Regions from separate parts of the Mus musculus genome. Here all the other regions are linked to region 4. The links are chromatin loops, found by intact Hi-C in ENCODE. Cell type or tissue: heart. All regions are shown on one strand.

The links. A loop is a pair of places that touch in the nucleus more often than their neighbours do. Peaks named below come from ENCODE experiments on the same cell type or tissue, not always from the same donor. Only the 100,000 strongest peaks of a DNase experiment are listed, where the experiment ranks them.
Region 1: it touches region 4 in a loop (7-fold over the local background); 13 of 42 quality-filtered maps call a loop at or near these places.
Region 2: it touches region 4 in a loop (7-fold over the local background); 36 of 42 quality-filtered maps call a loop at or near these places.
Region 3: it touches region 4 in a loop (5-fold over the local background); 29 of 42 quality-filtered maps call a loop at or near these places.
Region 5: it touches region 4 in a loop (4-fold over the local background); 21 of 42 quality-filtered maps call a loop at or near these places.

What each region holds. Positions count from the first base shown.
Region 1 is chr2:75,586,396-75,591,395 of GRCm38, forward strand. The region is part of intron 2 of Gm50595; the gene reads right to left. Among named protein-coding and RNA genes, the nearest start is that of Gm39853, 24 kb to the right of the region's middle. In heart, CTCF peaks have their summits at 2,388 (motif pointing left) and 4,017 (motif pointing left); a DNase peak (open chromatin) is centred at 3,986; H3K4me3 peaks cover 988 bases; H3K27ac peaks cover 325 bases; H3K27me3 peaks cover 428 bases.
Region 2 is chr2:74,700,136-74,705,135 of GRCm38, forward strand. It overlaps Hoxd9 (homeobox D9), which reads left to right. Exons shown (of 2, transcript NM_013555.4): 2 at 1-73. It overlaps Gm38462 (predicted gene, 38462), which reads right to left. Exons shown (of 2, transcript NR_164327.1): 2 at 2,868-3,487. It also overlaps a transcript of Hoxd8 not described here. Among named protein-coding and RNA genes, the nearest start is that of Hoxd8, 2.9 kb to the right of the region's middle. In heart, a CTCF peak has its summit at 2,254 (motif pointing right); a DNase peak (open chromatin) is centred at 4,946; H3K4me3 peaks cover 802 bases; H3K27me3 peaks cover 4,188 bases.
Region 3 is chr2:74,713,483-74,718,482 of GRCm38, forward strand. The region is part of intron 1 of Hoxd3 (homeobox D3); the gene reads left to right. Hoxd3os1 (homeobox D3, opposite strand 1) reads right to left here and starts at 2,648. Exons shown (of 3, transcript NR_027899.1): 1 at 2,224-2,648; 2 at 789-919. In heart, a CTCF peak has its summit at 2,448 (motif pointing right); a DNase peak (open chromatin) is centred at 2,499; H3K4me3 peaks cover 698 bases; H3K27me3 peaks cover 5,000 bases.
Region 4 is chr2:75,135,950-75,140,949 of GRCm38, forward strand. It overlaps Gm13652 (a long non-coding RNA gene), which reads right to left and starts at 2,026. Exons shown (of 3, transcript XR_374685.4): 1 at 1,315-2,026. 2600014E21Rik (a long non-coding RNA gene) reads left to right here and starts at 1,706. Exons shown (of 12, transcript XR_001783367.2): 1 at 1,706-3,103; 2 at 3,341-3,424. In heart, a CTCF peak has its summit at 2,162; a DNase peak (open chromatin) is centred at 1,962; H3K4me3 peaks cover 1,278 bases; H3K27ac peaks cover 789 bases; H3K27me3 peaks cover 3,807 bases.
Region 5 is chr2:74,962,013-74,967,012 of GRCm38, forward strand. No RefSeq gene overlaps it. Among named protein-coding and RNA genes, the nearest start is that of Gm46748, 97 kb to the right of the region's middle. In heart, a CTCF peak has its summit at 2,546 (motif pointing left); DNase peaks (open chromatin) are centred at 2,539 and 3,619; H3K27ac peaks cover 424 bases; H3K27me3 peaks cover 430 bases.

The DNA of each region.
Region 1 (5,000 bases), 450 kb after region 4:
AGGGGACCTAATGTCCTCTTCTGGCCTCTTTGGGGACCGGGCACACATGTGGTGTACATACATATCCGCAGACAAAACACTTACATGCATAAAATAAATAAATCTTTTTTTACAAATAAGTATTCCTTGACAGCTACAAGGAGGAAATATATTGCACCCACTCGTAACATTCTGGTGGGAAATGAGGCACATTAAATGAAGAAAACTACGTCTATGAAAACAAAATGCGCTCAAAATGCTCAAAATGAACAAAAGAAGTAGCTTAGCCTCAAGACTTTCCATGCTTAGGACGGCTACATTTAACAAAAAGTACATACACAACCAGACGTGCGGGGCTAGAGGTGCGCTTCAGTGACAGGGTTCATAGGTTTGGTCCTCAGACACTAAAAACAAAAGACATTTTAAAATCCCCAATAATACTTTTGCACAAATACTAAAAGAAAAACACACACAAGGAGGGAAGGAAAGCTATAGCTATACCCAATAACCAATGCCTAGTGGCTATACTACTTAATTCAGTAATATATACTTAATTCAGAAATTAAGCAAATCTGAACAACTATTTGGCCACCCAGGGAAAGAAGTTCACTATTTTCATATAATTTTTTTAGACAGGGTTTCACAATGTAGCCTGGCTGTCCTGGAACTCACTATGTAGAATCACAGAGATTTGCCTGCCTCTGCCTCTGAATGCTGGGGTTAAAGGCATATGCTACCATGCCCAATACACACACACACACACACACACACACACACATTTTTAAAGGCAAGGTCTGAAATACAGTGGTACATACTAGAAATATATATATATATATTTTTTTTTTTTTTTTTTGAGACAGGATTTCTCTGTATAGCCCTGGCTGTCCTGGAACTCACTTTGTAGACAAGGCTGACCTCAAACTCAGAAATCCGCCTGCCTCTGCCTCCCGAGTGCTGGGATTAAAGGCGTGTGCCACCACGCCCCAAGGAATATTTTCGATTAATTGTTTTAATCAGTGGTTCTTAACCTGTGAGTGGGAACCCCTTGGCAAACTTCTATCTCCAAAAATACTTACATTACAATTCATAACAGTAGCAAAATTACAGCTATGCAGTAGCAATGAAAATAATTTTAGGGTTGGGATCGTCACAACATGAGGAACTGTATTAAAGGGTCACAGCATTAGGAAGGCTGAAAAACACTGGTTTTAATGAACACATACCCTGGTATATAAATCACCTCACCTCACCTGTGTCCTAGGCAGAACCCACAGGAGAAGACATGTCTCCTGTCCCATCCCATGGCCCAGGTAGTATAATACTGAAGGCCAGTTCCCCAGCATCTCAAGGGTTAAATTCTTTGTTGTACCTAATTTTGAAAAACTAAAGCAACCTGCTTAGGCTGGTTCAGCAAGGGAACCAACCGTTTCATAATGAGGCTTGGCCTCGCCTGTCCCAGTAGAATTAATTTTGTGCAGTAGAACACCTAGATAAATTAGTTTTGCTTTAAATATTGAGTCCTAAAAGAGTTAAAAGAGGGAGAATATCAATCAATAATTTTTACATTAACTACTTTGTATATGACAAAACAAAATTAACTTTGGCATTATAACCCCTTCATCTGGCATTTCTGACTGGCCCTGAGTTTTGAATAAAGAATTAGACGTCTTAAAAACCAACCGACATGTGTTCTCTTGGCCCACAATACTAACTCACTGTGGGTTTGTAAGAGATGTAATGGCTACCTACCATACATTTTCCAAGATTGTAAACATAATTGCTACTTACTAAAGCAATCCTGTTCTGGAAAGAAGAATTCTGAAGATAAAGATAGGTTTCTGAAGGTTTTTGTTCTGTGTGTGTGTTGTGGTTGTTGTTGTTTTGTTTTGTATTGTTTTGTTTAATATTGAAGGTGTTTAGCTTTGAATTTAAGTGAAAATACTATCTTAGTGACTAATGTTAGATTTTTAAATAACATTTTAATTGGTTGGAGTTTTTCCCAATATCTACCCTTCCCTTTCATAAAACTGGCTTCTACTGAAACATCTTTATGGATTTAAAAGTGACAACAAATTTAAACTAAAACTCTAGTGTTTGAATGGTCTTTTCAGGTTAAATGCCTATCAAAATGTAAATAGATGATTTCTTCTCCAGCAAGATGAGATCGGGTTTTTAACCTGGCCAATTGCCCATATAAACAATCTTTAATATTATTTGGTCATCTTTTGGTAATTAAAATGGCATATCACAACCACTTTAAATTTATATCCATGTGACAAGAAAGTTATTTAAGGCGTAACTGTGGATAGAGGAAATGTCTCTTTAACAGATTCTTTCAGGAATGCATCTAACAGGAAGCAAAGGTTTTCAACGGCACATAAAAACAAGAAGCAGTTGAACAGCGCCACCCAGAGGTAAGAAGTATATTACATCCAGAGATGATATCGCGAACCTTACACTCACTCAGCCGTCCTTACAGCCACTTCCAGATGTTTCTCTAGTAATATATCAGACATTGCTGGCTCCTGGGTCTGTATTGAAATCTAACATTTTAGTAAGTAAAATTAAATGTTTTGCTGTAGAAAAGGTGCTTTATTTCTGCTTGTTAATTCCTGTCTTTTGAAACAATAAGCACAGGTTGAATAAGAGGCAACACGCCTTCCAGAAATGCAGATAGTTCACCCACCTTTCTTTAAGTAAACGAAATTATTAGGAAAGCCCATTTTAAAAGAATCACTCTGTCCCTACTCCACTATTTCCATACACCCCTAATTACTTTTCTGTCTGGGTTTGTTGAACTAATGCATATTTCTGAACCAAGATTATATACCATTGGAAGAGATCTTAAGAAATCCATTGAAAGCCTGCCATCAGCACCATAAAAAGAGGATTACATACATAAGAACCCTGGGCAAGTACAAAAAAAGGTACTTTTATTATTATTTTACAGGAACTATAAATTTGACTTTTAAAAAAATCTTATTTTGTGCTCAGGATATGGTGCAGGCAAAACACCAGACACACAAAGATACCTTTAAATTTTTTAAGAGTTATTTTGGCCGAAATCAAAATGAGCTTGCCGATCTGTAATTACAGAATCGGGGTACCCTTGAACCCAAGACAGAGATGCTGCTGCATTGAGCTACACTACAGGAAAAAGGCCTCGTGTTCCCCCACCGCCTTCAGCCAGCTCAGATAAACCAGCACAGGCAAGCTTTGCAGAAACGCGTAGAACCGGTCTCAGGGTTGCTCCTAAGCAGAGTTGTACGCGTGCGTGCGGGGTAACCCAGGGCTTTGGAGGCCCTGCGTGCGGGGTCTGTAACTGCGTTGCCATAGCTATCTGTCACGCGTTCCTGTCAAGACTCCCGGCTGCTGCTTTCTAATCGCCTGAGAAGCAGCCTTCCTGTGACAAGAATCAGGCTCCTCCGTTCTGATCTGCATCTTTAGCCTAACAATGAGAAATGGGTTTCCATAAACTTAAAAGAGGCAAAGAAATGATGCCAAAGCCATTACTTGCTGCTTCGGATTGGAAGGAAGACACCTGTCCCTTTTTAGACCAGTAATAAAGGATAAAACTATGACAAAGCCGTCAGCGTTTCATCTGGAAAATAAAGGGAATCAGCTGGCGCTCTCCTAAAGAAAAACAAAATGCCTTCCCCTCCCACTCTGAAATCTGCATCAGAATCTAGCCTCGATTTCACGTTGTGCTCAACCTTACAACATGAGAGAAAATTATACTGTCATGAAAACCAGTGCAGAAGGATCTCGTTCTTTTTAATGCTCCCCTCGTGTCTTTATCCCTTTCCTCTAAATAGCCATGGCATTGTCCACCTCAGTGTTTTGGTTTGAAGCCGCTTCAGGGGCTTCTGGTTTTGCAGCCTGCGGTTTGAGGTTGATCAGGCTGCAAGCTGCAGCTGTGGGAACCCCAGGCTTAAGGCATTTGGAGTTGGTCTTGGGCAAGCTGCCTCACCAGGGATAGCACAGCGCTCCCTAGCCTGGTTTAGAAAACCCACAGCATTACAGCGAAGGCCCATGCGCGCCACCTAGTGGACACGATCTGCCTGGGGTGTCATCAAGACATGGTGGGTTATATAAAAATCTGCAACCCCTATAGTTCGCCAATAAATACACTTTTCTTCATACTATAGTCAAACCGACGAGGAAGGGGACATATTTTAAAAGAAAGTGTCAAATGCATTAACTCACAAAAGCTTCAAGACTGTCTTTTCAAATATAAATATTATTCAGCCCTTCCTTTGGGGCTCAGGAAACCCGGAGGGGAAGAGGAGGCAAAAAGAGCCAGAGGGGTGGAAGATACCAAGGAAACAAGACTTTTAAACACAACAGGACTGGTGCACATATGAACTCCCAGAGATGGAGGTAGCACGCGGGGCGGGGCGGGGGGGGGGGGGTGTCCTGCACCAGATGCAGATGAAAGGAGGAGAGGACACACTCCACAGTGCTAATCCAGAAACTCTCTCCAATCTATAACCACTTGGAAATGAAAATTTTGTTTTCTCCAAGGAAGTCTCACTGGAGAAACAAACCACTCTTAAGGGCAGGCTGCAGTGCCCAACAGGAGAGGCCGACTGAAAAGGAACCCAGTGGTGACTTTAAGGTTCCTTGTCTCCTAACTCCTTACGTCAGAGCTTTTTTATTAAAATAAATAAATAAATACACCGGGTAGTGGTGGTGCAAGAAAAAGTTACTGTTATTTTATTACAATTAGTTTTACTTTATAGGTTTTGTGTATACACCATGGATTCCAGGTTTGCGGTTTTATGGGTGTGCCAAGAAGTGAGTCTCTTTGTCTGCAGCTGATTCTTGTGCCTTTTCTTGAGTTCTTGTGCCTTCTGTTTGTTTGTTTTGTTAGATTCTGATTTGTTTTTGTTTTATCTCATTATATTTTATTATTATCCCTTAGAAGCCTGTTTGTTTTCTAAGGAAAGACAGAAAGGGAGTGGACCTCAGTGGGAGGGGAGGAGAGGGGAGGGGAAAACTGAGAGAAATAGAGAGGGAGG
Region 2 (5,000 bases), 440 kb before region 4:
CAGTTGTAAATGTTACCGCTTCCAACAAATAAATGCTGATCTGAACAAATGGAGCCCAGCCGCTGGCCCTGAACGTTGTGTGACTGCTCTCTGTGTCTTTGCAAAATAACATAATCATCAGACTGTCCCATCCCTGAAAAGGGACACGTTGCTAAAGGTTGGCGGTCCGAGCACCTGGAGGGTCTCTGAGACACCTTGAAGCTTCCGATTGTGTAAGCACACCTGGCGGGAGAGCACAACTTTGGAAGGTGTCTTGGTACTTCCACTATCCTGTAGCCAGGGCCACAATGAATTCCCAGCCTTAGGCCCTGGGTGAGCCTCTCTGCAGAGCCACTGGCGCCAGGAACCAGGCACCCTTTTGCTAAAGCTTTGACACACCGCACCTCTGGCTTACTTCTATCCTGGAGACCCAGCCGCCAACCCCCATCTCCAAACAAGCGAAAGGGCACTCTGGAGTAACTCCCCCAGGCCTGCGAGGCTGGCTGGCTCCAGGAGGTCCTAGCCGGTTGGACAGTGAGCTTCCACCCCTCCCCACCAAAGCCCCAAAGTGACCTTAGCGGACCAAAATGGTCAAGGCTCTCCTCCCCATATCCTTCTCCTGCCGCCCATCCCCTTCAAACAGCTTCTGTGTATGTTTAGCCCCCAGCTTGGCCCTCTGAGGCCGCTTTGAGAGGCTAAAATGAAGGTCATTGTGAGGGTTCAGGCGAATCACTGGCGTTGTAGGCCCTAGAGGAGGCCGCGGCGCCGGACAGCCTGGGTTGGGCGGAAGGAGGGGGTGATGGTAGAGATCTTGGGGGATCCTGATGAAAGAGGGGGACTCCAAGAAAAAAGCAGATGGGGGCTGGGAGGGAAAGCCAAGGGCCAGATCCGGCCGAAGGTGCTGCATCCTCCGCCCCTTAGGCCAGGCGGATACCTACAGCTCTTTGAAAACAGGAAGAGCCAAGGTGTCATAAAGCCATCGAGCCGGCGAGACGTCTGGAGGTAATGAGTTTACGACAGCCCAGGCGCTTCGCTTTGAAACCATCTCATTTTGATGTTTGTGGGAGGAAAGAAAAAATGCAGACAAAACTGGGTCTTAAAATCTGGACAATAAAATATAAACAAGACCTAGACCAAGAAGGAAAGGGCTTAGAAGCCCCCCAGCGAGGTGTGAGCATCCAGAAAATAAAAATGAGAGGTGATATATTTCTGAATTTTAAAATGGGGCGAACGTTAGAGATAGTCTATGGCGGGTAGCTCTTTAATATTTTGACTGTGGCCATGATCTATCTGGTTCTTTTAATAATAAAAGTGAGACAATAATGTCATTCTGCTGTTACTTGAGATGGCCTGGAGTGATCTTGGGCCATTTACTCAAGCAAGCATCTCTTAGAATTATGTCTTGTGAGAAAGGGGGGAGTTACACCCCTCTTCACACCAAATTTCAGACAAAAATATAGAAGTTTGTTCACTTATTACAGATACAGTCATTTAAGCTAACTTGGCAAAAACATTTCTGAAAATGAGAGACAGAAATTTAGCAAGAAACACACTGATTTGGTAATGCTTGTTTGTTTTTTTAAAAAGACAAATAGACCGCTTATCCAATTCGGTTCAGTCTGTCACTTATACAACCTAAAAAAAAAAAATCTCATTTATTGTCTGGAGAAATTTGAATACACATAAGCCCAACAGGGACTTTCCGGACAGGCGCTCGAGATGTAGCAAAAGCTTCTAATTTGACTTTAATCCACCCCAAATTATCCAGTTTAATGGGCCCAAAACATTACAATTAGAAAGTTGAATTAGCAAATACTGATGATTTAATGTTGTGAGTAACAGCTTTTAGGAGAAAAACAATAATATTTGACTTCCAGAAAATTTTTAGCTGTCAAAATGTCTGCTTTCTTTGAAAAAAAAAAAGTCTCATCAATTAATATTCTTAAAGTTTTGATTTTTGTTAAACCTTGCTTGTCCTATAATTGTGCCTAAAAAACACAGCTGGGAGGTTAAAGAATGGGGGACTTGCGGTGTCTGGCAAAAGACAGGCTGGAAGCTTTTGGCAAACACGCTACTTGCAAGTTCTTGCGAGCACAAATGAGAATTTCCTCTGTATTCAGGAGCCCATGGTTGCTGCACTTGACTTGTTGACAGTCAAAGAGATGAAGCAGTATTAATGTCAGCGGTCCAAACCCAAGTCAAACTAAAGAATTAAGATTAGAATTGGTTTGAGCCAAATGAAAGGAAAATCAAACTCGGTTGGCTTGCGACCGCATTTGGCCACTAGAGAGCGCTGTTGCTCCACTTTCTGATCTCGTAAAGCTAGCGTTGTGGTGCAGGAAGGTTTTGATTAAAAATATTTACAATCTTACTTTTAATCTTAAATTAGGATAAATTTAACAAAAATAAACAACGTGAACTATTAAATTCTCAAGCCGTGCTAGTAAGGCATAAAATTTTGGTTCAGTCAGCATTTCAGAAAATCTGAACCGTTGTGCAGAAATTATAAACCGTAAATGCAGTCCATCAAAACAGAAATGTGTAAAAGCAGAGATATTTATGAAGTTAACCAGCTTTTCTTCTTTTCCGACAACAGACAGAATGCTTAAATAACATTGAAAAACCCACATTATTTTGCCATCAGAGAAAACGTGTTGTTGTGTTTTAAAAATTAGGCCTGAATCTGTAGAAATGACGGCCATATTCATGGGCAACCTCCCAAATATATGGAGTTTTTAAAAGTGCCGTGTGTTACTGAGATCTGGGTCCTCAAAATTCCCCCCCCCATTCCATTCCCAGACCTATTCATTCAGTCAATGTCCAAATACACCCACGTTCCCCTGAACATCCAGGCCAAACAGTAGAATAAAAAGGGCACAGTTACCGAGTTTTGCTCCAAGGCTTTATTGAAAAGAAAATCATTTCATTGCACATTTGCAGGGCAGAAGTTCAAATCCTAAAAAGTCAGAATCAGTTGTTAAACTTCGCATTTGAAGGATACTTGAAAGAAAAACGAAACCTAATAAAACACCCTTGCCCTTGACCACCCCCAATAACACGTCCCCTATACTCTCTAATGTAAATTTTAATAACACAAGTCTTTATCATCTATAGGGTCATCAATAATTTGTTTACCTTCACCACTTTTAGCTATTCCTTGTCGAAATAATTGAGTTATACATTACTAACGAAAATGCCTTTCTATGATGACCTTATTTATAAAAAGGAGATTCAGACCTCTCGGACTGACCTCGCGATTCTTTCCACAGGGGCTGAACAACCCCCGCAAGGGATGGAAGGTCGTTAAAATTCTGGCCTCCTGAATCTTTGAGTCCATCTGGGTTTTTAGGCATTTGTATTTGGCCGTGGGAGGTCAGCACGGTGTGATTTAGTGTAAGCTGGAGAGTCTTTGGTGAGCTGGGGTGCATCTTCTAGGTCTGTCCTCAAGATCAGAGAGCCTGGTGTCCTCCCGGCACCGGATTATCCCAAAGGATAAAGGGTTCAGCACCTAAAGGGGGAGGGAGGGAGAGGAAAGGGGGTAGAAAGATGAGAGGGGGAGGGAGAATAAGAATATCAATATATTTTTATTGGATATTCAAACGAGAGGGGGAAGATGACTGTGTAGGGAAGCGATTGTTGGTGTAAAGCCACGCAGATTTGCACAGGTGCCACGGTAAGGGCACTGCCTAGTCCAGAAGATGCTAATCCTGGACTTCTGCAGATGACACTGCGTCTCTTCCTTAACGCCCACAAACCAGGCTTCTCTTGACTTCCGAGCCTTCTCTTTATTTCTCTCGGGAAAATCAAGTTTATGCTAAGGCCTGCATCCAGTCTCTGGCAGTTCTTTCCCAGTGGTGTGTGAGCTAAGGTCGTTAAGCACAGGACAGGGAAGGTCTGCCTGCAGCTGCCTGGAACCAGCACGGTCCGAAAGCGGACTGAGGAATTCAATTTCTCCTGCCCCATCCCCCGGCCCCCGCCGCGCTCCACCCGGGACCACAGCCCGCCCGAGTCTGGGCGCCTGGGTTGGGACCCGGGAGCCCTGCGCCCTGCCCTAGGAAATGCCACCCACCCCGGCATGATTCCTTCTTCCCACTGGGAACGTTTCTGCCACTCTTCTCTTCACTCTCTCAGCGACACTCATGTCCCCTTCCCACATTCTCTCGCCTCCCCCTCCCTCCCTGTGGCCAACACTGACGTCTATCAAGGGTGAAATGATGGAAACTATATTCATGGGCATGATTTCCATTAAATATCAATTAACCTGGGAGCCTCAACCAGGCATGCAGTGCGTCAAGGGTAAATGTACATCTCATTTCCACAGGGCCTGCTTGGCTGGAAAAAGCAGGACTTTGATTCGCTTTGATAAGGTCAGGATTCGGAGGCTGGATTGTGGCTTTTTAATCAAAACCACTTAGCTAGGCCCAAACAAATGCAAGGACCAATCAATCCGTCAACCTCGCTCGTCCACAGTAAGAAATGCAAAAAGAAAAAGGAAAAAAAAAAAAGCCACAGCCAGTCTCTGCTGGGCAGATCCAGGAGCCTTGCTGGAGGAGAGACCGTCTGCTCCGAGGCCTCCTGGGAGTGACCACCCCGCCTGGCCCAAGGCTAAGGTTCGGCCGCGCCCCCTCTCTGCGGACCCGGGGGGCCCCCCGCGAGCCCTTGGCAGTGCGGCTTTATGGGCCCCCTTTAAGGCTGGCGGAGGCATCCCGGGGCCGGCGTGCGGCGTCCCGTCCGGCGCAGGGGCCGCTTCGCCGCCGGCGGGATCCCTCCGCGCGGTTATCTCGCCCCCCATCTCGCTCCCTCTCCTCGCAGTGGCGGGGCGCGAAAATGCCTCGCCGGCGCGCACCGGGGCGGCAGCCTCGGCGGCGGCGGCGACAGCGCTGGGAGGGGGCGGCGGGGGGGAGGGCTGAGGTGAGAGGTGGCACCGGGCAGAGGGTGTGTTCTCTTTTCGTCTCCCTGCAGAGCGGGGGCTCGGCAGCCCCAGCCTAAGCGTCTCCCCCGTGGGCCGCGCGCACTCTTTT
Region 3 (5,000 bases), 420 kb before region 4:
GTACAAATACTTGTGAACAATAGGTGATATGTTTGTAGAAAGGTGTTTTTAGTAATTAAGGATGGAATCACTCTCATTTCAAAATGGAGGACCAGTTGATGTCTGCAGAATTGTTCTGGGTCGGTAACTCAGAGGGCTCACTGTCTCTGGAGTGGGTTTTTGTTTCTTATTTTATTTTTATTCGGAGCGTCTGTATCTTGTAAGCAGTTCCCTATTACACATTGATGACGCTGAGAGTAAGAGGAAACATTCCCTTTGGAAAAACAAGCTCCTTGACTGCGTCCATAGGCCCTGCAGCTAGCTAGGTTCATTGAAGTTGGGTGGGGCTCAAAGACTTGATGGCCTGAGTCTGGGTGGGGCTGGGGGTGGACTTGGAGTTCTGAGGCTGGGTGGGGCTGGGGTGGGCTGGATGCTCGGCTGGCCAAGTTGTAGGTTTGGGGTTTCAGCTGCTTTTTCCTGGGTTTGGTGGCCCAGCGTGTTTCGGTGAAGAACGTGGTTCTGATTACACAGAGGAAGGTGGTGCCAGGTGCAAACATGGAGGATGTAGGGTATCATTGTGAGCCTCGTGGTGATATTCAAAGCTTATTGGAAAGAAACGGTTGGTTGCCACTTGAGAAATAAACGTTTGGGAAGTCGCACATTTTCTCTACAAGGAAAGGCTAAGAGGCTGACACCGCCATAACTGCCTTCATTGTCTCTGTGAACCTAACAACAAAAAATAAACAAAAAAGGAAAGAAAACCGGAGAGAAAAAGAAACGAAATTTAAAGATTATTCGGAGCCTAAGACCTTAGAGGTTTCTGGGCAAAACTCCCAGCGTCCTGGGTCCAAACTTCTATTTATAGACTGGGGAGCCAATGTCCTGGCCTTGGTTTCTTCTTGGGTGGACACAAGAGCTGGGAGTGCAGTCTCTGGAAAGTCTAGGAAATAAAGCAAAGTTCGCTATTACAAACGTAGCCAAGAAAACTGGCTGAAAATCAACCGTCTTTTTCCTATCATATCTTTCTACTAATACGTATATTTTGCCAGAATTCTGTTCTCTGAGTCCAAGAGGCAGGGGAAACCGGAACAAAGACAGTATTTCACCCTGGGCTGGCAGGCAGCTGTTAGAGGTGTTTACGGCCTTGTCGCAGTGCGGCGGAGGCCAGTGAGGGTTTTCGGGGGCACAGGAAGCTGTGGAGAAGCAACCAAGAACTCGGAATTCCGATTTAAATCCAATTTAGGTGCACTTTTTCGGAAATGATAAAAATAGATACCATTGTTTCAAAGGAAAGTATCTCCTAGACTTGATAGTTTTGCAAAACTAGAGGAGAAATTATGCTCTCTAAACCCAGGGTGGTGTTCCCCCTCTCTGTTAACAGATGACAGGGAGAAGCTGCACCCCATATGTGAAAATTCTAATTCAAAGACAACACTGAGTGTCCATCTGCAACATGGAGATTTTGTTGATTTGATTGAACCAGACTAGAAAGATTGATTTGAGGCATTAATTCAGATTTTCCTGCAAAAGAAAACCACGTGTTTCATGCCTCTTTTAGATAGGATTCTCGAGTCCTTCCACAGCCAGGCGCTGGAGTGGTGTGCGTTGGAACCCCCGGCACTGTGCTTGAGGCGGCATCGCTCAGAGCCTCTGCAGTGCGGGGCCGCGCACGCCCAGCGCATGTGCAGTGAAATAGCCCAGCCCAGGGATTGACCCAGTACTGCACAGACTGGGGGAGGGAGCGATAGGAGGAGATAACCAGACCCATTACCCCTTCCTTAGGCTTTGCTGCTCACCGTTTCTTCCTTTCATCTAAAGATAGCCACGACTTTACCCTTGACTACAATTACTTTCAATCTTAGACTTAAACCACCCCACCCTAATGTGTCTGTACACTAGAAATAGGTTGCAAATATGAGCTAGTAGTGAGTAGAATTTTTTTCTTTTCCAGGTGTACACACACACACACACACACACACACACACACACACACACACACGACCCTCAGAAATAGTTTTTTTTTTTTTTCAGACTGGCGCTGCGGCTCTGGGAAAAGGCCTTTCTTCCTGGTGCCCGTTCAAACTGACAAACTTCGGGACGATCGTTCTTGTAACGAACACCAGCACAGCACATTCTAAAGCTCAGGCTCAGCAGAGAGCAATCAGATAAACAAATAAGTAAATAAATAAACAAACAAACAAACAAACAAACAAACAAACTGGAGGGATTTTCCTCCTGCCTCACCTAATCAAGGAGAGATGAGATGCTCGCTTCTGGGTCACAGGCTTGTTGTCTGAGCTGGGGGTGGGGCGGTAAGAGGTAGCCTCAAGGACTTTTGGACTCCTTTTTGCCTCTCCAGTGGACGTGGCAGAATCAACTTCTGATGTCCCAGGAAGGAAGTGCCTAGTCTAGGTTTTCTAGGGCTGGTGGTGTCCCTTTTCGGTTGTCTGGAGCTTTGTCCAGGAGGAGGCGCTGTAGGACAAGCGTCTCGCTGGCTTCGCCGATGCCGCCCATGCCCTGGGTGGGAGGGGAATGGGAGGACACAAGAGCCACCCGTTCTTCTGCCCCGCCTTCCACCTCAGCTCGCTCAGCGCTCAGCGTGCGTGGCATCAGACAAGGGTGGGTGGTGTGATCACTTGTCCGCCAGCTGCCCTCAACCAGGCATCTCTGAGGTCTTTGGAACCTGAAAACTGATGCCGGGGTGAAAGGCCACCTTGTTTCCCTCGGCGACCCAGAGGGGGCGTTATTTCCTCATTCTGTACTCTAGGAACAGGCAACCAGATTTTGTGATAGAGCAAGCTGTTCCTAAACCTCAGGGCCCCAGTGAGAAGCAGCACCCCATGAACAGCTTCAGTTCTTGCCTTTCACTTGTCCCAAGTTCCTAGTACCCAGGACAGGCAGCTTGGGGAAGCACAGCATGGATGGAGACCCTTTCTAGCAAGGCAACTGACCTCCTCCTGCTAATTTAGAACAGCGCCTGGGCCCTGTGACACATTTCTGACTCTCTGAAAGTCTGAGGCAATCCCACCTGCACCCCATAGCTTGCGAATCATGCTGGTGTGTGGACTTCTGTCCCCAACACTCCTGCCTCACCACTGTGCTCGTCGCAGGCCTACTGTGTGGTTCGCCGGCTGGTCTCCGTTCAAAGGTGACAACTCACCCAGCTTCACTGATCCTCAGTTGACCCCTAGCAATGTCCCCCTCTTTGTTAATTTAGGGCAATGATTCTCAGAGGTCTGTGTGAGCCCAAATGTCTGGATAAATGAGGTTTCTAGGTTCCACACCAAACACCCTGAATTCAAATGTCAAGAAGCAGTGTCCAGGCATCCTGAAAACACTCTCCCCAAGGCAATGAAGATATGTACATAGGTTGGAGAGCCATGGGTTAAGGGTGTCTCCTGCTTAGCTCTTTATTCTCCTGGTCCTGAGTTTCTTCTTTGTCTACACTGGGCATACCCAAAGCCCCTGGAGTTACAATCATGACTATCTGGGTTTTGTTTTTGTTTTTGTGTTTTTTTTTTTTTTTTTTAGTTACCACACTATAGGTGAGTAATTTCTTCCATTTTATGCATGAAATTACGGGGTCTATGCATTCCTCACGCTGGGTTTTGCAAGTGCCAAGAGCAGGTTCTAAACTAAGTTCAGGCTTAATTGGGTTCAAATTCAAACCCTACACTTGCTTGATGCTTGGCCTTCAGTGAGCAGGACAATGTCTTTGAGCTCATTTCCTTCTTTGAAAGTAGGAATAGAAAGAGTATCATCAAGAGTTCTTATGAGGATCTTACTTTTTTAGAGACAGGATGTCATTATGTTACCAGACTGGCCTTGGACTTATGGCAATCCTTATGGCAGTCCCCAGGGTACCATGGGGTGTAAGCCCACCACACATGTCTTAGTTTTTACTTCCATGTTACTTTTATATTGAGCACAATCCTAACTGTGTTGAGTATACTTATTAGCTAAGTACTTAAAACAGTGCTTCGGCACATAAACATTTAACACCATTAATGGTATTGGCCCCGCTTTCTCATAAGTAAGACCTTGGATTTTCCAGGCAAAAGAAACTAGCTTATTTTCTCACTAAATCCTTGAGTTCTATACAGGATAAAAGAGACCTAAACTGGACATGATGGTTCATGCCTATAGTCCCCACACTTAGGAAGCGGCAGCAGAAGGATCAACATTTGAATTTGAGGCCAGCCTAGGCTTCATATGGAGTTCAAACCCAGCCTAGACTACTTAGCAAGTCCCTATCTCAATGAAACAAAGCAATAAAATAAATCTTGGTCAGGTGTCATTGGCAATGGCCTCTCAGATCTCAGTGTCTAGTACCCAGGAGGAAAGCTCTCTTGGCTCTTTAACAGGTGGCCTTACACTCCAGTAGGTGTGTTTGGAACTTCTTGGGAGGGCTTGCAGTCTCTCCTAAGCTCACTGTCAGGTCCTCTAGTCCCTTTCAGCATCACCCTGTTGTCCTGTCAGCCGCACCCACCCAGAGGGTCATTCTTGTACAGTCCCAGGGCATCCTAGTCACCTGGACTGTGAATGGGGTGGAGTAAGAAAGGAAAAAGCCAGGCCCTTCTCCCTAGCTTAATCTACCTGAACCCTGTGATTTAGGCATCGTGGCCATGGCCAAACCCAAGTCCTAACTTGGGCAAGGGTAGTGACAAAGTGTGCTTTTGGAAGGACTTATCCTTCAAGTTTTCCAAGGTCCTTCCATTTCCTTGAAAGGAACAAACAAAAATTTGGAGATAGGACCCTGTTGCGAAGCTCAAACTTGTCACAAACTGTCAATCATCCTGCCCCAGCCTCCCACAAGTGAGGGTTGGTTGTAGGTGTGTGCCTCTGCGCTTGGTTGAAATTCTCCTCTCTTATGAAGAATCTCATGAACACCACTTCAGGTTGTAACCTCACACACACACACACACACACACACACACACACACCACACACACACACACACACACACACACACACACACACACACACACACCACACACACACACACACACACACACACACAC
Region 4 (5,000 bases):
ATATAGCATAGGGAAGCCATTTTTACAGAATATACTTATACTCTTTTAGAACATATGCATCAAGTTTCCTTATGAAAATGTTTGACCTCAAATTTTAATATAAATTGCAATCTGATATAGAGTTACAAGCTTGGAAGCCCTTTCTAAATATCTTGAATGGGGTTGTAGCTATCTTCTTCAATTAATAATAATAATAATAATAATAATAATTAATAATAATAATAAAAAGACTGACTACCACGATCCCATGTGTAGCTGGAGAAAGGTGAAATAGTTGTGATGTTTTAACATTTATGAATATACTTTTAAAATTGAAGAACAGATTTTTTTAATCTAAAATGCGAACACAGAACAGAATAGTGCAAGTAGAAGTTCCGTGAACTTCATAAGTGCAAGAAAACAAGTTTACGAGTTTTAAATGAAAATCTCTCATTCTGACCCATTAGGGGGAAGTATTTATAGGCAGTAAAAGGTAGTAATGACCCACCACATCCACAGTTGCTGTCTGCAGTGCCACCTGCTCCATCCCCACAGACAGACACATGGCCCCAAAGAGGAACTGTATCAGTTATATATCCATTCCTTTAAGTTCTGTTTGTATTAACCCTCAACGCCTTTATAGCAACAGTCAAATCACATTAAATTGATGTGTTTACTTTTTTAAGCCCTCTGTTCCAACCTACTTAAAATTCAACACTGTATTTTGCAGATGATGAGAAACATTGCCATTTAAAAATAGTCAAACACCCTTCTCAAAAACCAAGAAGTATGTACAGGTAGGGGCCATCGCACCCTCTGCAAGCAGCATGGGGCGTGTTAATCAGTGAGTTCTGCCCCTCGCCGGCTTGGGGATTCTCTTTGCCTTTGTGCACCCACCTCAAGGCGTCCTGCTACCTGGAAAACTGCAACTACAAGCTGTCTTTAGGCTAGTAGCTGTGGCGGAAGCCTCTTCGGGGACCCCCTAGGACCCGGTGTGAGCCTGTGAACTCACCACTCCAGGCTTTAATTGGATTTGACTAAAAGCACATAGTTTCTGGCAAAATGGCCAATTCTTAAATGGAGCCTCAGACCTTGGCCATCCCTAAGGAGAAATAATGCCCCGAAACACGTCACTGCCCACTCATTTCCCATTTCACTAACTTCCAATTAACACACGCTCTCTTCAGAGTCAGCATTACCATCATTTGGGGATTGCAGAAACAGAGGTGACATGTTGACTTTCTGTGGCTAAAAAGCACTTATGGGCACCATGACCAACACCTTTCTCCTTGGAAGAACATAACTTTCAAAACTTGCATCCCTCTCTTTACAAACCTGCTGTGTGGCGCGGAGGGGGAGGGGAGACGTGGGTGGAGGCCACCTCTCTTCTGCAAAGCCATCGAGGCCAGCAAAGGCCAGGGCTTTTCGTTCCAGCCTTTTCCTGCCCATCAGTGTCCACTTGGAGTAGCGTGGAGAGGAAGGTTTACTCTTTTCCCGGCGGAGCCTCAGCGATGGGCTCAGAGGAGACTCTCTCCAGGGGCCCGGCCGGTCCATACCTGTCCCGGGTGGAATGGGAACCCCGTGCAGCTGCTGCCTTCCTGAGCCCGTGCGCCCGGGCAGCGACCCAGAGCCAGACGATTGGCCCAACAAGACGAGACGACAGGGAGGCGGGAGCCGGTACCCCAGGGCGTTGGGTCACTCTGATCTCCCGGGGCAGGGCTAAGCAAGGGAGAGGTCGTTCTGGAGCTGATGCACTTGTCCCCAGCGGGAACGGACTTGACCCCCGTTAGCCTTTGGAGCGCCTCGGAGGCCTAAGACGAGCTGGACATCGGCCTCGTGTCATCTTCGGCCTTACTTTGGGGGGACGGTCACTCCAGGAGCGCTGGCCTGCCCCCTCCCCCAATGCTCCCCCCACCCCCAGGCTTAGCATCACAGTGGACAACGTCTCCCACATCCAGGCTCTTGATCCGAAAGAGGGGAACTGAGGGCTGCCCGCGGCAAAGCTCGACCTACACTTCATTTTCTTCCGATTTGGAGAAAATGTCACAGGAGTGGGTGGGGGAGACCCTCGCACTGTAAATATGATTTGGAGGGGGCGAGGCTCGGAGTGCGAGGGCCCCGGGCGGCGTGGGCACCCTGCTGGAGATTCCCGGTCTCACAGCGCGCCCTAGTGGACACCCTGGCCCGCGCCGCTGCCCCCGGACGCCGGCTGGGTTTCCCCGCGCGCCTTACAATCTGCAATATATTATTTCTTGCAAAGTATTGACAATGTGCGAGGTTCTGGTAACCCCGGAGCTCTTGTCTGTAATCAGCACATTTATTCACATTTGGGGCGGGGGGATCCGAATTAAATCCCCGTGACCCTGATTAGGTTACAGTGTCATTTTCCCCCTGGATCCTCTTTTAAACCCACTCTACACTGCTGCTCTGTCTATTACATGCTAATTTAATTTTACTGTGGACGATATTTTCAGCATTTGCTGAGGACAGTAAATTTTGTAGTTTATGTTATTTCACTTTTTATGACTTTTTAACACTTAATAAAATTTTATTAGAGCACTTTTGTGTTTACAAGGCCACAAAACTCTTGGCAGGTTGTCAGAAGTCCTTTTTATTATGATCCTACTGATATACTGCGAGTAATGAAATAATCATGTCCAGAAATGTATCAAAGGCCAGAGGGATTATCCCACTTAATAGCTCCACAGATGCGCCCAGAAGAATGTGGACTGCGGCGGACAGGCTGGGAGGCAGCAGAGGAAGAAGGCAGTTCCCCCCAGCCCCCAACACACACACTCACACACACTCCTTTCTTTACCACTTCTGTTGCTTTCCTAAAAGGCTACATTCAGGGTCATGTGACTTTCCGCGGTCTCAATAAAAAAAAAAGAATTTATTCTATTGCAAAATGTGCTTTTCTTTTTATACTCCTTGTGTGAGCCTTTAAGGCAGGTCTAGTGGCAGTGGGGCTGGCTCGGCGGATCCCTGTCAGTCACTTTGCTCTCGTACTAAGTGTACTTTTGTGCCATTTAAGCAGCCGATGGTGTCATTGGCGTTGAGAGTGCAGCTTCTACAGCTCACACTGAAGGCTTTGGGGACCCAGGAGGGCGCGAGTTGTTTTAAGGTCTGTACCCTCCTGCAAACAACACTGTTTGCAGTTGCTGTTTGGTTTTATTTTGTTTTTGCAAACCAGAGGAACGGTGGAGACCCTGCCTTCTGCCTGACCAGAGAGCTAGTGTTCTATTTCATTTTTTATTTATTTATTTTTTATCTTTGAGGGGTTAAGACTTGCAATGAGAAGGACTGAGAGCCTACACCTTTTATTTCCTTTTAAAAGCCAATTTTCTATTTCTTTAAACAGATACATGGCCATTTGACATACCCGTGTTAAGTTCAATCTTGCTACAAAAGAAGGCCATTTGTACTTCCTGACCCTGAAAGCAAGGTGGGTGGCTTTGTTTTTTAATTAAATTTTCTGCCTCTAGCTTCATATTTCTCTTTCTCTGTTATTTCCTAAGTAGTGTGCCAGAGTGATAAGAGGGATGGATATTGGACTCGTAAATGGAGTGATGATTTTGAAATGGCTGTTGCTGTGTCCATAACCCCAGAGTTCTTCTAGACTTTGGCTTTGAAGGACTTTGGCAACAGTTTTTAAGAGTGTGTGTGTGTGTGTGTGTGTGTGTGCTTCCAACACATCTAGTTGTGGTTTTCTGTTGTGGCATTATTTGATATGACCCCTGGAAATGTGTGCCTCTCCCTGGACTGCCTCCCTCACTATCGCTGTAACTCTCCCCCCTGGGTGCCAGGAGTCTGCTCATGAGGGCTCTTTGATTTTGGCTGCAAGGGAGCAGTTTTAAGTTTTCTGTGTCATTCGTTAACCATGAACAAAATTTAGTACTTGGTCTGGTAGCCTGTCTTTGATGGTCTAGGCTCTGAAAGGAACACAATAAAGGATTGTGCTTATCCTTAAAAGAAACAATAATGTGCTTAAATTATTTCAGCAACCATTTTGCTCTTTTTATAGATGCTTTCAATTTGCAAATGTGAGCCAGATTTTTCTTTTTCTTCTTTTCTTCTTCTTCTTCTTCTTCTTCTTCTTCTTCTTCTTCTTCTTCTTCTTCTTCTTCTTCTTCTTCTTCCTCCTCCTCCTCCTCCTCCTCCTCCTCCTCCTCCTCTTCCTCCTCCTCCTCCTCTTCTTTCTTTTTACCACCCCTTCCTCGTTCTTCTTCCCTTGCCCCTCCTCCTGCTCCTGCTCCTGCTCCTCCGCCCCCCCTTCTTTTTCTTCTTAAGATTTCCCTAGCAGTGGAAAGGCCCAGGAAGAAAGTGATGTTAGGTTCTGAGGAATTGGTCCTTCTCTGTCCTGGCTATAACTGGTGGTTCATGTTCTTTGCCTCTTATTTTGAGAGATAGAGAAAAGGGCTCAGACTGTGTCTATCCAAAACTCACAGGGCTTTAAGAAAGAGACCTGTGCCCATGTGTGGGAATCAAGGGGACACTCTTCGTTTTTATTCTGTATAACAATTCAGTGTTTCAAAAAGCTTGTGTCCAGAGCAATTGGGACAATTCTTCAAAGATTGTAACAGCTTTCTGGTTAAAATTTGGTTTTTATTGAAGTATGAAGTATATCTCTTTTGTGGTAGATACTTTATAATTGGACTTTTGCAGCTCTGCTTTCAAAGGGGGCGGGGCTGGCTGAAGCATTATAATTGGTGACCAGCATGGTTGGCACTTACTCTGTCCACAGGGGTGTAGCTCTCTGGAGCTGTCAGTACTGAGAAGAAAGAATCTCAATTGCTTCATCCAGAAAACCCACCTTCAGAGAGATGAGTGAGGAGCCAAGCTAGAAGCCCAAAGGCTTCCCTCATCAGGCCAGGAGCTGTCTAAGGGCAGGTGGCACGGTCTCCTGGGCCAACTCCAAAAAAGCCCTCAATTGGCTTCACTCCCATTCTGCTCTGCATTTTTTGTGTGGTGTTGGACATGCCAGCCTCTCTGGGCTTAGTTTCTTTGATCTGTAAAATGGG
Region 5 (5,000 bases), 170 kb before region 4:
CTCAAAATGTGAAGACTTGGATTGCATAATAAATTCTCTGAGATTTATCTCTCAATCCTTTTGATTTAAAAAAATCTTCAATTGCCTTCTGAAGGACTCTGAGATGTATAAATACAAGACCACCTCCAAGAGAGCAGTTTCCAGTACTGTTAGGTGGTCCTTAGAAAATTCTGGAGCTCCTCGCATCTCTAATGCCATCAAGGCCTAGTTTTTCATTCACCTACTTTGCAATACTATGGTTCTCACTAGTGTACATTTCTGTTGGACTGGAGAGAAACCGGGGGAAAGGCTGTTAACGTCTCCCTTGAAATTGGACTACATGGCCATGAGAACCCAAAGTTCAGCACACGAGTGGAACTTCCTGGTGGACTTTACATATTTGTGGTGATCTGAGGAAATGGCTCCCACCTCGGGCAGTGATCAGCCCTGGTCACTCTCTGAGGCCAGCTGGCAGCTCTTCCCCCATGCCATCTCTGCAACAGGAGAAGGCTCAATGAGTGGGTGAGAGCACGGTGGGAAGAAGCGATAAACTGGGGGTGAGAGGGGGGAGGAGAGGAGGAAGGAAGGGGCTAACCTACTCCCCTGCTGTTGTCCAGAGCCTGGTCCATCTGAGCCTCCCCATTACCATTTCCTTGTTCCCTGAGTCTGTCAAGGGCAGACTTTATAGCTTCCTCTTGCACACATTAAAGAATGTTGGCTCTAGAGGTGGAATATTGAACTTGGAGCTCTGTAAACCTTGCAAATTTCAGTCCATAACCGATTTTCTAATAGCGCACTTAATCTTCGCTTTTCTTTCACCCCCTCCCCAGATCGATATTGATCATCAAATGCTTCTGTGTCTCTCAAGAAAGGGTTGAACTTGCTTCTTGCTTGACCTCACGTGGGGGACGGGTTGAGAAGATTTTGTTCTTAGGATACCACAGACTAAGCCCTTACATAAAACGTCTCTAAATGAGACTGTAGCGAGTATCACCATCTTCCAACCGGATCCACACAGAGCTAACCCTCCAAAGACCTGGTCCAGACCATAACCCTATGAAGTAGATTCTGCTAGAATTATCCTGAGACGGAGAAATAGGGCTGAGGGTGAGCAAACTGGTTCAGCAAGGTTTAGGAGGGCGGGGATACTTGAATTCTGGTGCGCACTGCTTCTATAAGTGGGTGTTGAGAGTCAGTCAGTATATGCACACCCCGCCATCTTCTCTCACTACCAACTTTTGTTGAGCATCTAATATGTACCAGCGACATTTAATATACTAGCTGAATTTGGATACTGCTATTACTTGTATACAGAGAGAGAGAGAGAGAGAGAGAGAGAGAGAGAGAGAGAGAGAGAGAGAGAGAAGGGGGATACTGCATGGTGAAGTATTTGGATTTAAGCTTCAGACTTCCTGGGTTCAAATTCTGATTCTGTCTCAGTTTATCACTGTGTGATCAAGTGGGAGAGTAGGGGCCCCTGATAAGGCTCAGAGGACTTAATATTTTCAGAGTGCCCAGGACAGTGAGAGAAACCACTGGGATTTTATGAGAGCTTGATTAATAATTCAATTAGCTTTCCAAATGTTCCTGAAATGGTAAAGAGTGAAGCCTTGTGGGCAGCAAGAGCTAGCTATGCAATAACCAACCCAGCAAGAAAATCTTTACAAGAAAATGAAAAAAAAAAAAACCCAACCTATCAAATTAAAAAAAAAATCCATAACAAGTTTTAAATGAGAACGCTGCCCAAATGTGTCTACTGAGCTGCGAAGCATACATGAGGCAATGAGCTAAACTGTCTAATTGTATCTGAAAGAAAAAAATACATAAGTTATTTAAAATATTTAGTTAGGTGTAGTTGTGCCTGCCTGTAATCCAAGTATTGGGGAGTCTGAGGCAAGAGATTACAATAAAGCCACTTGAGTCTCAACTTATGATTCTGGGTTTGAAGGCACCATTCTGTATGTTCCTAAATTATTTGTTTTCAAGATGTTTTAGGTCTGTATAAAATGGGGCTAATTGTTTTGGATTATGAGTGGGCTACTGTTTCAATTATTTATTCACAGGCTGGAGAAAATAGGGTCCTTTTCACACATACCCACACTGTCAGTAACACCGTTCATCCTTGAGAAGTTAAGTGACAGAGGGTCACTTTAATATTGATGCCTATGTGCACACCCATGCACACAGTTGGCTCAGGCTTTTATGAGACGGTCTAAGAATTCCTTGTGCCGTTTCAGCCGGCTGCGAAAGCAGGCAAGACCATCTTTTAACTTTTGTGGGCATGTATTCAACCTTCTTCACAAACCTACATTTAATTTCATTGACTTGTCTATTTTTTCTTCAGATTTTGCTTTTAATCCTTGCCACAAGAGCTGCCTCCCATCAAAATGTTCATTTTCATTAGGGATGGGAGGAAGATTTCTCCGAGGGGAGTGTCTGCTTTGAAGGAAGAAGCAGAGGGTTAGAGAATTCAAAATGCCAATTATGTGTAAGGTCGGCTGGTGAGGAGCAACGCTATAAAGGCCACGGAGTTTACTGCAAAAGGGTGCCCCCTGCTGGAGGCTCCTTCAATTGCGTCAGCTCAGCTCAGTTCATAACCTAAAGCAGCTGCCTTTCCCAGTGCCAACTCAGATTCTCTGCAGATGTTTCCTTATGACCCATCCACATGTTTGCTAAATATCATCTGTTAATTCCCCCCAAACATCCTGGATCTAGTTCTTTTATGTGTAACTCGACTTAAGGTCTTAAAATAGATGACAGCAAAAACATTTAAAAAATATATCTCACAGGTACAATTGTCTTGAATATCATCAGCACACTAACTCCGTAGTTGGACTCCAGTCTTAAAGGGCATTCCAGCTATTTTACGACAAACGGAGGTAAGGCATGTGCCCATTGTCCCTAGTCTTTAGCTTTTGATCATAGGATTTCAATGAATCACCATCAGTAGGAAGAGAGAGAAGTCTCAACTATCTATCTATCTATCTATCTATCTATCTATCTATCTATCTATCTATCTATCTATCTATCTATCTATCTATCGTGTGTGTGTGTGTGTGTGTGTGAGTGTGCATGCATGTGTATAGATATATGTGGCCTCAGACACCCTCTGTCTATCCCCCAGGAAGGTGCCCCCCCCACCCCAAGCAAGACTTCCATGCAACTGGATAGAGAGGCAAAATTGCTGTTGTCAGCGTCCCTTTGTGGGTGAAGGCTAACTGCCCTCTGCTGCTAGCCGGTGCAGGCTTCATTTGATAAGGAAATTCACACTCTTCCAAGGACTGTTTGCCATGTAAAATGAGGTTCTTGGATAGGAAAAAAAATTTTCTTACTGCAAAAAGAAAGATTTCTTCCTGGTAAAATAGTTGGGGTTTTTTTTTGGGGGGGGGGGAAACGGTGTAGCCCCCCCATCAAATCACACACCAGGATTCCCCTTGGAAAGAGGATCGGTTGCCATGGTAACCAAACCTTCAGCAGTTTCCCTCAAGACAGTGGAGACTGGAAGGAAATCAGGAGATGGCGGAAGTCTACCGAAGAGGCCCCAGGTCCTCACCACACCCACTGGTTCCTAGTAGCATTAGGGAAGCGGCCTAGGGACCAGCTGTGGCTTTGCTCCGGGATACTAGGAGCAGGCAGCTGGGCTGGGATCCCTTTGTGCTAAGGGAGGTCTGCCGAAGACAAGCAGCCTCTGATTACAGGATGTTTCATCAGAGCAGCTGCAAGCCATCGGCTCCTGACTCAGTGCCTTTCTGAGGGTCCACCCTAAGGAACTTCCCAGGACGCACTTACTGAACTTGACTGGGAAGGCTAGACTACTGTCAGAGTTCTTTTAAAGGGGAAGGTAGACCAAAACGCCATTGTGTTTTTTCGAAAAAACCTTCCTCCGTTGGGCTAGGCAGGCGCTTTCCTCAGCCCGGCACTGTCACCTTCGGGAAATCAGCCGAAATCTGCGGACGGGGTGGGGTGGGGGCATCCCACAAGTACTACATAAGAAACTCTAGGTAGGACCAACTCACTGGTGTTTTGGCAAACTTTCTGGGTTTTTTTGATGCACACCAAAGTCTGAGAATCACAAAAGTGATGAGAAATCTGTAATTTAGTTTTACTAGGACACATGAGAGGAATAACAAGGGCTGAAATGGCCACCCCAGCGCCTTCATCCTCCTGAGACCAAAAGCAGGTTCTTGATGCTTACTGCCTGTTGCCTTCCTCCTCTTCCGGGAGTTACCACGCCTTTAGTGTCTTGTTGAATCCGGACAGACAGGGATACTGTTTGAATCGACAATATCAGCTTATGGAGGGCTACAGTTTGCTTAATGGTTGGCTTTATTGTGGACTCTCTGTGTCCAAAGCTCGCTATAGACACTGATTGCCTCTCTAGAGAGCTTTCTAATGTCCTATAAGGGATCCAAGCCAGTACTGAGAAGAGAAGGTGGCTTTAACTTCACAGAAAACCGTTGTGAGATGCCATGGGATTTTGCCCCGAGTATTGTAGTGTGGATACTCATCTCCCAAAAGAGGGCTGCTTTGTCATTATGCACAGTTTGAAAAGTGCTAGGCACGGCTTCCTTGGAGTATAAGGACTTCAATAACACCCACCATCAGTGGAGGTTGAATATCTACTGAACATATCTAATATACTAGTACTTTTATTGACTCTTACCACAACCCTACAGCATACATAGTTTCATTTAACAGTAAGAATTAAGAGACGATGTTGATGAGAAGTAACTCATCCAAATTCCTAAAGCTAGGGCATGTCGTCTTCAGAATCAGAACTCCCGATGGTCTACTTTCAGGAACCATGGATAACTACAGCCTCCCTTATATCCTCCTGTATGAGCCACCTCCTTCCTAGACCGGCAGAAGTCACTTTGTTTTGGTGCTGGGACTTGAACCCAGGGCTTATATAAGCTAGACAGAAACTCTAGCATTGAGTTGTGCCCACAATCTGGCTCCTTCCTCTTTGTTAATATTGCTGTTGATAATTTGTGGACGTTTGCATTGGTGTCTTATTTCAT